Linked DNA regions of Homo sapiens: region 2 is linked to region 1. Evidence: chromatin contacts called from ENCODE Hi-C or POLR2A ChIA-PET data. All regions are on one chromosome and are shown on one strand. The core of a region is the stretch at or near the end of the contact, and the rest is flanking DNA. Distances in the headings are between cores, read along the strand shown.

Evidence for each region. A loop is a pair of places that touch in the nucleus more often than their neighbours do. ChIA-PET counts read pairs that join two places held with the same protein, here RNA polymerase II (POLR2A). Pooled maps may share reads with other maps.
Region 2: a pooled map shows a loop between it and region 1 (3-fold over the local background). The contact joins two enhancer-like sites. A Hi-C loop is called at or near these places in 1 of 37 single-sample maps with no recorded cell type and 3 of 50 pooled maps. POLR2A ChIA-PET finds 5 or more read pairs at or near these places in 2 of 52 experiments (MCF 10A and activated CD4-positive, alpha-beta T cell).

Annotation. Positions count from the first base shown.
Region 1 is chr15:58,226,712-58,232,845 of GRCh38, reverse strand. The region is part of intron 1 of LOC124903499 (a long non-coding RNA gene); the gene reads right to left. Among named protein-coding and RNA genes, the nearest start is that of AQP9, 91 kb to the right of the region's middle. Within about 2 kb of position 3,190, at least 3 of the 41 ENCODE cell types and tissues checked have a DNase peak (open chromatin) inside an H3K27ac peak, as active enhancers do.
Region 2 is chr15:58,584,028-58,590,161 of GRCh38, reverse strand. ADAM10 (ADAM metallopeptidase domain 10) reads left to right here. Exons shown (of 16, transcript NM_001110.4): 16 at 1-1,353. Among named protein-coding and RNA genes, the nearest start is that of LIPC-AS1, 88 kb to the right of the region's middle. RefSeq lists enhancers at 3,988-4,217, 4,258-4,307, 4,618-4,697. Within about 2 kb of position 4,366, at least 2 of the 41 ENCODE cell types and tissues checked have a DNase peak (open chromatin) inside an H3K27ac peak, as active enhancers do.

The sequences.
Region 1 (6,134 bases), core at 1,941-4,440:
AATATACATGCAGCATTTAGAGTAGTGCCTGGCACATAGTGGCAAATGCTGTATTGAGATAGTCATTGTCAGCATTCAGTTCTGCAGAATCAGCATAGCAGAGTGCCGTACCCAACCATGTGTCCCCCTGATTGGACTGGCTGCCATTCACTGATGGCCCCCCAGGAAAACCACTTGGCCCCAACCACACTCTTAAAGGCTGCAGAGGGGACTTTTGACCTTTGTTGAGTTCTGACTCTGTCATCACCAGTGTGGAGCACTGCTTTCTTGGCTGGCCAGGCCCACCATGGCAGCTGCTCCAATCCTTCGTGCCACTCACATGAAGGCATGATTCAACAGGACCTGTGTCATACCTCATGCAACTGTCATTCACTTCCTTCCCTAGGACTTCCCTGTTCCCACTAAGGCATGAGACTGTGGGTGCACCCAGCACCTGCACTTGCCTGATGGCTTTCTGAGCAGGGTCTGAGACACTGCAGGCAGCTGTGCAAGCTTGTGGGTGTGCCACTGGCCCATGCACACTTGCTGGCTGCCATTGCTGCTGCTGCTGCAGTGGGATCTGGCTTCCTTGATGGCTTCTGGAAGAGCCAGATGGAGCAGCCAAGAAGCATAGGGGAGGAAGGATAAAATCTTATGGGGCAAGTCCGACCATTGGAAATGGGAACCAGCAGATAAATTTTCCTATTTGCTCTCAGTTGGATCGTTAAGAGACTGAAAAGCAAACATCTTTACTCATTACAAATCCATGGCCAGCTTGGGAGCACCCTCTCTTATATTTGTTCCCCCTCCTTCCCTGCCTTGTTCCCTCCTTTCCATCATTCTTGCTTTTTGGGGATTGCGTTCCCCAGTGAAGAGTTAGCAAGAAAAATTTAGTCTTTGGGTTTGGTTTGTAGGAAATCCAGACTAAGACACAGTGAGTCCCAGAGCTTGAGCTCCTGAGCTGGACTCTGGTTTTGAATCCTGGTCCTGGCCCTGCTGGCTGGAAGGCACTGGACAAGTTACTCAACCTCATTATTGTCTTATGGCATTGCTTCCTTCACTGAGGGGCATGGAGACAAAATAATAAAGGTATTTCTGGTGATGAAATGTACTTCAGTTTCCTTATCTATAATAGGAGCTACCTCACAGGATTATCAGGAAGATTAAGTTAGTTAATACTTCTAAAACACACGGTGAACACTCAATAAACGTTAGCTATTATTATTCAGTTCTGTTAATTTTTCAATATCAATTTTTGATACTTTCATTCCCTCTGTTTTCTCAACTCCATTTTCTGAAATATCTATTATGTGAAAATTGGTCTTCCTGAATTCTCTATGTCTTTTATATTTTCTGTTAGATTTTCCATATCTTCGTGTTTTTGTTCCATTTTGCAAGAGATACTATCTTCTTTATATTCTAAGTCCTCTATTGAATTTTTATTTTGGTATCATGCTTAAAGCTGCCAAGATTACTTTGTTCTCTAATTGTTTCATTTTAATCATATTCTGTTCTTTTTTGGGGAGAAAGAATATCTAATATAGTCTCATATGTTTGGGGTTATTAAGTAGAAGTTTTAAAGTCCACCCTCTGTATCTGACACTTTCATCTATTCATTTACTTTTTTTTCTTCTTTTGGTCCTTTGGTTGGGGGGCTTCTAGAGGAGGGTGGGAAGTTCCCTCCAATGGCTGATGATCCTTGGTTGTTTGTTTATATTTAAGATTGTGGCAGAAATAAACTGATTGGAAGCTCTGTGAGTTATTTTTGTGTATTGGGGTGAGGGCGATATGTGGAAGCCCCTTCTCTGTGGGCATTTTCTTTCTCTGGGGAGGAACCTTCCTCTCCCCTGCCTGGGGCGGAGCTGGAGCCCTCAGTGTGTATTCAGGGCAGAGGAAGTTGCCTGTGTTCCATCCCATCGCTCCTACTCTTTCAGCTCATCCGATTTGCTTCTGTGCTCTGCTATAGCTGGAGTTCCAGCTCCTTCTCTGCAGCCATTCCCTTTCTCTGGGGAGGAACCTTCCTCTCCCCTGCCTGGGGCTGGGCTGGAGCCTTCAGTGTGTGTTCAGGGCAGAGGAAGTTGCCCGTGTTCAATCCCATCGCTCCTAATGTTTTCAGCCCACCTGACTTGCTTCTGTGCTCTGCTATACCTGGAGTTCCCAAGACTGAAGCCTCTCTACCTTCCAGTTTCTGCAGAGAACAACTCTCTAGTCTCCTCACCAAGGGACTCACAGTCGGCCACTGGTGAAGGGAGTGGGGGCTGCTGGTTTCTACTCTTTAGCACAAGGACCTCAAGATAAATGCCACTCTCCTTTCATCTGGGTGCCTGGCCCCTCTGAGCTCAAGTCCCTGCCAGCTCGGTAGGCTCTCCTTGGAGAGTGGTGGTCTCCTTTCCACCTATCTGCTCTCCCACTTCCAGAATTCCATCAGGGTCTGCTTTCTACATCCCCTCCTGTTCTCTTCATCCTTCTGGATTTATAACTCCACCTCTCTACCCTCTCCCAGCCCACCAGCCAGCCCACTTTGACTTCATTTGAGTGGGTCTTTAATCAGACGAATTTTGCCAGGAATGCCCAGTTAAGTTTGAAAGTCCAGCCTTCTACTATTTAAAAAAGAATGTTATATGCCCCAACAAGGCCAATAAAATAATTTTCAATACCTGGCCATTCACTCAAACAGGAACAAGGTGAGCTGAAAAACTTTGAAGCTATTTGGAGGGGTTCTTGGGAGCTTTTGCTACTGAGGCCAGCATTTCTTCTCCATGCCCCTACGCTCTCTGACTGTTTGAGCTTCTCCTCTATTCTTGGGCATTTCTGATGTTGCTCCAAGTGCCTGTTCCTTTGCCTTAATGGCAATGCTTCCCTTCCCCTCTCATTATCTTTTCCTTTTTGATCCCAGGTGTAGGGTTACAGATTTGGCAAATAGGATGCCCAGTTAAATTTGAATTTCAGATAAACAACACATAACATGTTTAGTATAAGTAGGTCCTATGCAATATTTGGGACCCACTTATATTAAAAATATATTTTGTTTGTTGTTTACCTGACATTTAAACTTAACTGGGTGTCCTCTAGTTTATCTGGCAGCTCTATCCAAGTGGGCTTCCTTTTATTCCCTGCAAAACAAGATAGGTCTGAGTCAGGAGAGCCAGTCTGTATCACAAAAGGGCCTTGTCCTCACTGGATTTCTGTTCTTAAAGGGACCCACAGCTATTTACATAACACATGGCAGCCTAACACCCATGCAATTGTAAATTACAGTCTGCTTATTCATTGTCGAGTTAGGAACTCAACCATATTTCTCAGCTGTCTTCAGTTCTCCTGCTTCAGATTCAATAAATAAATGTCTTGTTCTAGCATTGTTTGTGCCATTGTGTCGCCTTGTTCCTTGTCTGTTCCCATTGCAGTCTTCAGCACTCGGAACTCCCGTGCTCCCCCCGCCCCCAACTCCGCCCCCCACCCCCCTCCCTGGTAGGCACCACGTGAGATCTCCCTGCCATCCCAGTGGGACATTGCTCCCATGGTCAGCATCTCCGTTTCATTCTTTGCAGGATTTGGAGGTAATTCTAACTAGATCTCTGTTTTTGAGAATGTTACCACATCCTGTGGCTTTCCTCCTCAATAGGCGTCGGCAGGTACCAGGTGTAGTATACCTGCAGGATTTGTTAGGACTCTGCCCGAGAACATGAACTTGACAAAGAACTCTTGCCCTGAAGAAAAGCTAAATTATGGTTGTACCAATTACATGAAAGAATACAGGAAATGAATATAATGGATATAAAGTGCTCAGGAAAGCAATGCACAAAATAACATTAACATTTTCATCTGGTCCCTGTGGAGTCATTCTTTGTAAGGTCATTCCTTGAAGAGTTTTCTTTTCAAGTTGTAAGCCTGTACGTCTTATTTCACCATGAAGAACTCTGCCTGCTACATTCCTGAGGCAATCCAAGGGGTCAGCTATTAACAGAGCTGGGCTAAATATATCCCTTCCAGGAGCCTCCAGCCTCTGTTCCAGAGTCACATCCTGTGTCAGCTGGAGCAGATTCTCTCCTGCTTCCCTGCCACCAGCAGCCTCATCAGAGGCCTCAAGGTGTCCAAAGAGGTTGGCATGATAAACTGAGGGACTTCCTTGAGGACCTGTCTGTTTACCTGAAACAGCTGGTCTACCTGCTCCCCGCTGCAACTTCACCAGCCTCTATACATTTGTGTATCTACTACACATCATACCTGCCTCCACCTAAAATACAAAGCACAATCTTAACCTCACAGCAAAGACTCACACCGAAGGAGGGTTTTTATACATGAGATTCGAGGGGTTCATCAGATAGGGGAGTATTTGGCTTTTTTCTATTGGGAAGAGATGAAGGTCTTAGAGCAGCAAGTCTGAAATGAAAGCCTATATTTTTCTTTTGGTCTGCTTGGGAGTAGGGGTGCCCCTGGGTGTGGGACTTTCAGTGCTAACACTGGGGCAGTGTTGGGTAAACTGGGACAGTCGGTCTCCCTCCATAGCCTTCACCACCACTATCCTTCCAATTCCCTTCACCGCTATTTCTTATACTGGCTGAGAGAAGGAGAGACTAAGAGGTCAGAGCTTGAAATGGAGCTTTGGAAGTTTTCACCAAACCCATTCCAGATATCTTAGGGGTTTCACACTAAAACAACATTAGGAGGGATCAATAGTCACCTTCTTTGAAGGTGTTTGTGAGAAAAAGAACCTTAAGAGATTGAAGGGAAAGATGTATAACTATAGTTTTAGTTTGTAAAGTCCTTCTAAAGAGCTATTTTAAATGTTTGTATATCGCTAGCTTGAATTTTATTTTCCAGTAAATGTTTCTAATACATAAAAAATGGAAACGTTTGTGATTACAAGTCTGTAGGGTTTGAACCCAGAGCTACAGTCTGTAATTTTAACAAATCCTCCACCTATTGTTTTGGACTTCACAGTCCGTGGCACTCTGCCTCCACCTGGTGGCAGTGTACCTAAATTAAGTCGGGTTCCTCCCTCCCGTCTCCATATTTTTGTGTGTGGTAAGAGCCTCACTTTTGGGAATTGTATCTTACAAGCCAAATTATAAAGATATTAATTTGTCACATACTATCGTCCTTATTTAGAATTCAGCATCAATTTGGAGCAAAAACCATCTCTTTATATTTGCTTTATGCTTTATCTTGTGAAGTATTATGAACCTAATAAAATAATTGAATACTGCAGTCCCTTAGAGAATATGCAACTATTGTAAGCAGATACCATGAAGAACATGACGTGTGAAAATATCATGTGTATAGATTTTTTTAGGTTATAATAAATAAAACTTGTAAGAAATTTATTAATCAGACACAATTCATCATGTCCATTATCATACCGAGTTCCACAATTTTTAGGCCCAAGGATTAGGAGTTCACACTAGGGGATGTAAGTGGGGTTGCTTTTACATAGGTACATCTTTTTTTCTTATATATTCTTTATTTTCTTTTTATTTTGTTAATTCCGCAGCATGAGAATTCTGAAATAATTGCTAAAGTTCATGAGTTATTTTATCATCAACATACTCTGGGATCAGAAGACTCAAAGCCCACTTATTGCTGCTTCTTTGGGGAAAGTCATTTCACTTCCCTAGGGCTAGCTTTCCTGGTCTGTAAAATTGAGATCATAATTATATGTTACCAGGTGGGTATAAGAGTCAAACAAGATGCTGTGTGTACAAGTGCTCTGTTATCCAGATGTTAGTCTCAGGGGCATTGTTATCATGTGCAAATTGAAGGCAAAGATTCCAGTTCATACTTCCCAGCCCCTGGCTGCATTCCATTCTCCATTTAGATCCTAGGCCTGAGTTTCCTTGGAATATATCACGGAATTCTAATTCCCTCTGAGCCCACTGGTCTTCTCACTTGCCAGGACCCCTTGCAAGCCCCCAACCCTCACTCTCCACACGCCCAGCTTTTCCCTTCCCCAACAGTGGCTAAAGCAGCCTGCACCAGAGTAGAACAGGCACCTGGCCTAGACTGGGTGTGGGATTCTCTGGGGTGGGGATGGGATCCAGAGCCTGTCACCCAGGAGTGTTGTCACAGAGGGAACCGGTAGAATTAAGGGAAATGGGAGAAGCAAGGGTGTGGGGGGAGAAGAAGGGTGGCCCTCCCCTCTTCCCACCCTCTAACTA
Region 2 (6,134 bases), core at 3,117-5,616, 360 kb before region 1:
ATCAGGAAGGTCAGAGAATTCCTTATGAAAGTGATGCTTGAGTCAAAATATGATGGATGAAGAGAGTTTAAATAGATTACATAGAATTTTTAATAATGTCGATTGGTTATATACTGGGCACTGATAGCTGATTTTTCTTTGGGGAAAGGTATGTCAGCCTAGTCATTCAGATTCCTTTATTTTTTTAAATGTTTTTTCATTTTTTGCTTTGCATTGCATTCATTTGCTGAAGAGCTGGCTTGTACTTTGGCAGGTGTCATACTTGGTTATTCTCCTTAGGATATTGGCCCAACAATCTGGGAGTTGTGAAAGGCGCTTCGCTTTTCAGACCTGGGCGTCTGTATCATGACTATCATAAATTTAGGATTAAGACACCTAGCCTCCTACCAGGATGAATGAGGTGTCCATGTGACCTGCTGTGCCCTGGAATTTTATACATCTTTCTCTCATAGCACACACCATATTACAATATAATCCTGCCTCATCTAAGCCAAACTTTCGAGAGAATCATTTACACTCAGTGGCTACTTCAGCTCCCATTCACTTATCAACCTGCTGCAATTTTTCACAGCCCCCAAAGGACTGCAGTCTGTGCCTTCAGGGAGCTGAGGGTCTAGCGGAAGGAAAGAAACCAGCAGTTACAGTACAGAGGGGTTTGTGTTGGAAACTCTACAAACACAGGATGCCCTGGTAGCTCAGAGGAAGTGCATATCGAGCATGGTAGGTAGGTAGTGGGAAGAGCCAAGATGACTTCCCAGAGGAGAAAAGCTGGACCTGAGTTTTGGAGTTTCGGTAAAAGTTTGCTCTAACTAGTCCAAGCTGCTGTCACAAGCTTTTAGAAATGATGTAACCATGGGGCAGTTGACTGTCGTCATGTTCTTTGCTATTTTCATGACTCTGGATGTGCTTTTCCTATTCCCTGGATTGCCCTTTCCCTCGATTCCTCTGCAGGACTGGGCTTTATTAATCTCCATTTCCTTGAGCTTGGCTATAGTAGGTGTTCAATAAACATTTGTTTTGTTGTGTGCTTTGTAAATAGGCAATGAAGCTGATTTCACAAGATAGGCACAAAAGTTAGTTTCATTACAACACATTACCAACAGCTGTATTTTTAACTTTTAACATATCTCATTCTAAATCCTGTGGCAGCACAACCTCCTTCCGTCATACCTGGAGATAAATTTTCTTTCAAAATCTAATATGCACTGTATTTATAGAATATGAAACATACCGACCATGTTTTGCAAAAATGGGAAAGGCATAACTTAGCTTTGGGGCATGTAAGTAACAACTCCTGATAGGAGAAGAAATGTATTCAGAAAGCTCAAATTAGAAATAAAATGGGAGACTCTAGATTTGTGTTTGTGGATGAATGTTTTCTTTAGCTAAATCATTGATGTAATGTTTATTTGGCTATTTCATAGTGAAAGGTGGAAGTTAAACGTTTTGAAGGTATTTTCCTGCAGTAAACTTCCAGATTAACATTTTCTGTTTTTTCACAGAAATCTAGTATTTTTTTTTTTTTTTTAATAACAGGTTTTTAGACAAATATTCAGGAAAAAACAGGAGGTATAAATTCCAGGGTCAAATGGAAATGCAGAGTTACACGGGTTTTTATTTTGTTCTGTTGATTGATTTTTTAAAAAATGAGGTATTTCTGAGAGCCTCTAGTATGCTAGCACTGATTGTGATCTGTAAAAGCATCTTATAATATGCAGTGCTCCCAAACTAGTAAACTCTTCTGCTGTTTTCTCCCCTAAAGAGTCTTGAGTTCTGCAGAACACGCTGGGTGTTACTTCTTGGATAGCTGGTACTGTAGTGTGCCCTGCTGGGGACAGGTTCTCCTTACCTAAGGAATTCTCACTGGGCTGGGACTTCCACATCTGTTATGACACTTGGCACTGACAATGGGGTTGCAGAGGTTCTCAGGACAGGCTGGTTAGCCTACTCCCTCACCCTTACAAGCAACTCTGCTCTCTGTGGCACTCATCAGAATTGCTTTGCACAGTGGTCTCCAACTTTTTTTTTTTTTTTTTGAAATAGGTTTTCTGTAGACCAGGCTGGAGTGCAGTGGCACCATCATAGCCCACTGGAGCCTACACCCTCTGGGCTCAAGCAAACCTCCCACAGTTGGGATTACAGGCACATGCCACCACGCCCAGCTAAAATTAAAAAAATTTGTAGAAACGGGTGTCTTGCTGTTTTGCCCAGGCTGATCTCAAACTCCTGGCCTCAAGTGATCCTCCCACCTTGGCCTCCCAAAGGGCATGAACCATCGCATCCAGCTTGTCTCCAAGTTTTTTGATCTTGTATCTTACACTTAAAAATCTTGAGTACACACTCCTAATATGGAAATATGTATAAATAATATGACTGTGTTACTGCACTATGATGATGTTTTAAAGTATGCCACAATTTTGAGGGATAAGAGAAAAATGAACGGAGATCATATTTCTTCCCACATTCCAGTAGGCATTTTGCACTCCCTACTGTGTACACAATCCACTTTGTAAGCCTCTGGCTTTTGAGATAGAGTCTACTTACAAGCCAACTAGCTGTCGCCCTCCCTTCGTTCCTGGGTTAAGTTTGCTTTCCAGTGAAACACTCTGCAACCATTGAAGAATGCAGGCTACCTGCAGGTATTTGCTTCTAAAGAAGTCCAAGAAGTACTAAGTGGAAGAAGCAAGTATTAATATATATGTATGGTCTGATTTCTTGTGTGAAAATTTTTTACATTTGTAAAAATGTATAATTTATTCAGAGAAAATCTCTAGATTGATACATTAAAAGCTGTTAAGTTATTTCTGAGCACTGGGATTAAGGGCCTTGGGAGAGTAAGAAGATTTTTATTTTTTACTTCACTCTTCTGCACTGCTTGAATTTTTAATGAACCGGATTCTTTTCGTAATAAATAATTTTTAAAATCACTAAATATATTAGGATGTCAACTATGTTACAATGCATTGCCAATGTTGATTGTTGAAGTTGGGTGATGGGCATGTTGGGTTTCATTGTATTCTTCTCTACTTTTATGTGTATTTGAATATTTCCATAATAAAAACTTTAAATAAAAAATGCGCTGCAAAAGAGTCTATAGAAATACACTACACAGTTAACGTGGTTATCTTAAGGGTGGGAGGACAGAAGAAGGGTTGAATAGAACTTCAGATACCTTCTGCCTCAAATGTTTTATAATGGGAAAACCACTGATACACACACACACACACACACACACACACACACACTCACTGCAGAGCCACCAATGCAAAGAGTTTCATATGTAGAAGGGAGTAGAAAATACTTACTTGATTTCCTAGATAAATGTTAGTTCCTAGGGAAATCTACAAAATAAATGTGTAAGTCGAGTGTTTCATATGTAAGGCTTGGCTGTTCCATATTAAGATTTTTTTTTTTTTTTTTTTTTTTGAGACAAAGTCTCACTCTTTTGTCCAAGCTGGAGTGCAGTGGTGTGATCTCAGCTCACTGCAACCTTCACCTCCTGGGTTCAACCGATTTTCCTGCCTCAGCCTCCCAAGTAGCTGGGACTACAGGCCTGCACCACCATGCCCGGCTAATTTTTGTATTTTTAGTAGAGACGGGGGTTTCACTATCTTGGCCAGGCTGGTCTTGAACTCCTGACCTTGTGATCCACCTGCCTGGGCCTTCCAAAGTGCTGGGATTACAGGCGTGAGACACTGTGCCCGGCCCCATATTAAGATCTTAAGGCTTGTTTTATAAAAAGGATTCCTGGGCATGTTGTATAATCAAAGGTGAAACTCCACAGCATAGCCACATGCCTCTGCACAGTCTCAGCGGCAGCAGGGAGGGCACAGCTAGTGGTCTGCCATGAATGATTTGCACTTATAGCTGGTTACCAAGCTCCATAACATGAAAAGACAGTGTCTTAAAGTACAATACCTAATTATAGCTCTCACATGGGGTCCAAGGGAGTTAATATGTAAAGGACATTTTCTGTTGCTGACTGCAATGGTAGGCTGCATTCATGGACACAGAATCTATAAAGAGGGAAATGATGGTCCATTAGCCGTGTGACCTTGTAAAAGCTAAGCTGTAGGTACCTCATCTGTGAAACAGGGATAATAGTTTTAGCCACCTCAGGGGACTATGATGTGGATTAAAGGAGAATGTATGTAAGGCACCTTGCATATGGTGAACACTCGAATGTCAACTGTTCTGGTTTTCATGTGAAAAACTGCTTACTGAACTGGAACATTTAGCTTGCGAGCAGGTGTCCCCTGATTTTAAGTATCTTCTCCTCTAACAGACATGTGGTTAGGGTCCTTGGTCTGTGGTTAATCTCATTACCCTTGCCAAGTTTAGGAATGGTCATGTCACCTAATTTTGGCCAGTGAGATAAGAGGGCTGTCTCCCGCATGATGTCTACTGTTCCTTCTCTGGATGTTACCATGCCTGAGTGAGCTGCCTGCAGTTGCAGTGGGCAACTTGGTAACAGCCTGAGGATGAAGCCAACATCAAGGATGGTGGAGCAGAGAGAAGGAAAAACACTGCATCTTCATAACATTACCAAGCAGCCCAGTCAGCTCTTCCTGAGGCCCCACTCTACCTTGGAACTTCCTTTTGTGTGAGATTTAAAAACAAAACAAAACCAACCAAACAAAAAACCCTCTTTATTTAAGCCAGTTTGAGTTAGCTTCCAAAGGCATCATGATTGATTGAACCTGCACCAGACAGGATTTGAGGTAGGGGTGGTAGCATGTATTCAGTGATGTTTATTAAGCACTTTAGAATGCAAAAATAAAGACATCAAGAAGTTCCGAGACATGAGGAACTGGGGGTTCTGGAATGATAGCAGCTTGAACTTTTTTCTACTTGCAGTTTAACCCATTTGCCTCTCCTGAGAAAAGCAGCTGCTGGGGCTTGCCGGGGGAAGATAAGGCCTGGGATGTGAATGAGGCTTCGGGCCACAGCAGAATCCTGTCAGAGAGCTGGGGCAAGATTGTCTTCCTGCCTGGGAACCATATCATAAGCCTAAGGAGGGGATCCGGGGCAAGGTCCTCGTGAATGTGTGGGTCTCCCTGCTTCTTGAAGAGCTGACCAGATGGGTTGAGTTGCCTTCACTGCTATGAAGGTGTCTGAGAGAGGTGAGGAGACTAGAAAGGGGGCAGAGAGGCTTCCTTCAAGTCCCTTGCCAGAGGACTGGCAACCCACATGCTGCTAAGCTTGAGCCTGGGAGGCTGATACTGCTGTTCCTTCTATCAGGCTGCGAATGCTGTCTCTTAAGGTACCTCAGTATCTGGAACAGAGCCCCAGTGATCAAACAAAGGAAAAGAAGATTCCTAATGGAGTCCAGTAGCCAGGGAGAATTACAAGCAGAACCCTCAGTACAGAAATAGCTGCTGACATAGATAACTTGAACCAAAGAATAAGAAAAGGAGACATAAGTGCAGCACAATAAAACTGATTCTCTGGAACCAAAAAAGGATGATTTTGAACCAGAGCTTTCAAGAGATAAATCGAAGGAGAAAGTGGTCACTGTTGATGTCTGAATTAGTGTCAGAGAAAGACATCTGAAAGCACAGAGCAAGATTACAAGGAGATAGTAAAAATCCAGAACGGAGGTGAAGGATGTAACAGAAGAGAGATGTGAGCGAAAATATTTAAAAGGTTTCTGAGATGAAGAGAGAGACTGGCCTCTCAGAGTTCTAGGAGCTGGGCGTGGTGGGTCATGCCTATAATCCCAGCATGTGGGGGAGGCAAAAATGGGAGGATAGCTTGAGGCCAGGAGTTTGAGACCAGCCTGGATAACAAAGTGAGATCCTGCCTCTGAAAAATAAAAACAACAACATAAAAGAGAGTTCCAGGAAGGAATGATGATCAGAAGACACGCTTCTAGGCATATTGTATCTCTGAGCTACAAGAGTAGAGAACAATCTTAAAAGTCTCTACAGGGAAGAACAAGTTACTCCTAAAGAAGAAAGAGTCATCCTGGCAATGGACTGCTTACTTACAACACTGGAAGTGACAATATGGAAAACTGCCAACCACGGAGGGAAAAGGACTATACGGAAATCAACCTAGGCAGACCTGCAGCTTGGCTCTCCAGTATCTTCAGTCCGCTCTTAAAAAAGTATCCAAGAATATGTTATCAGTTC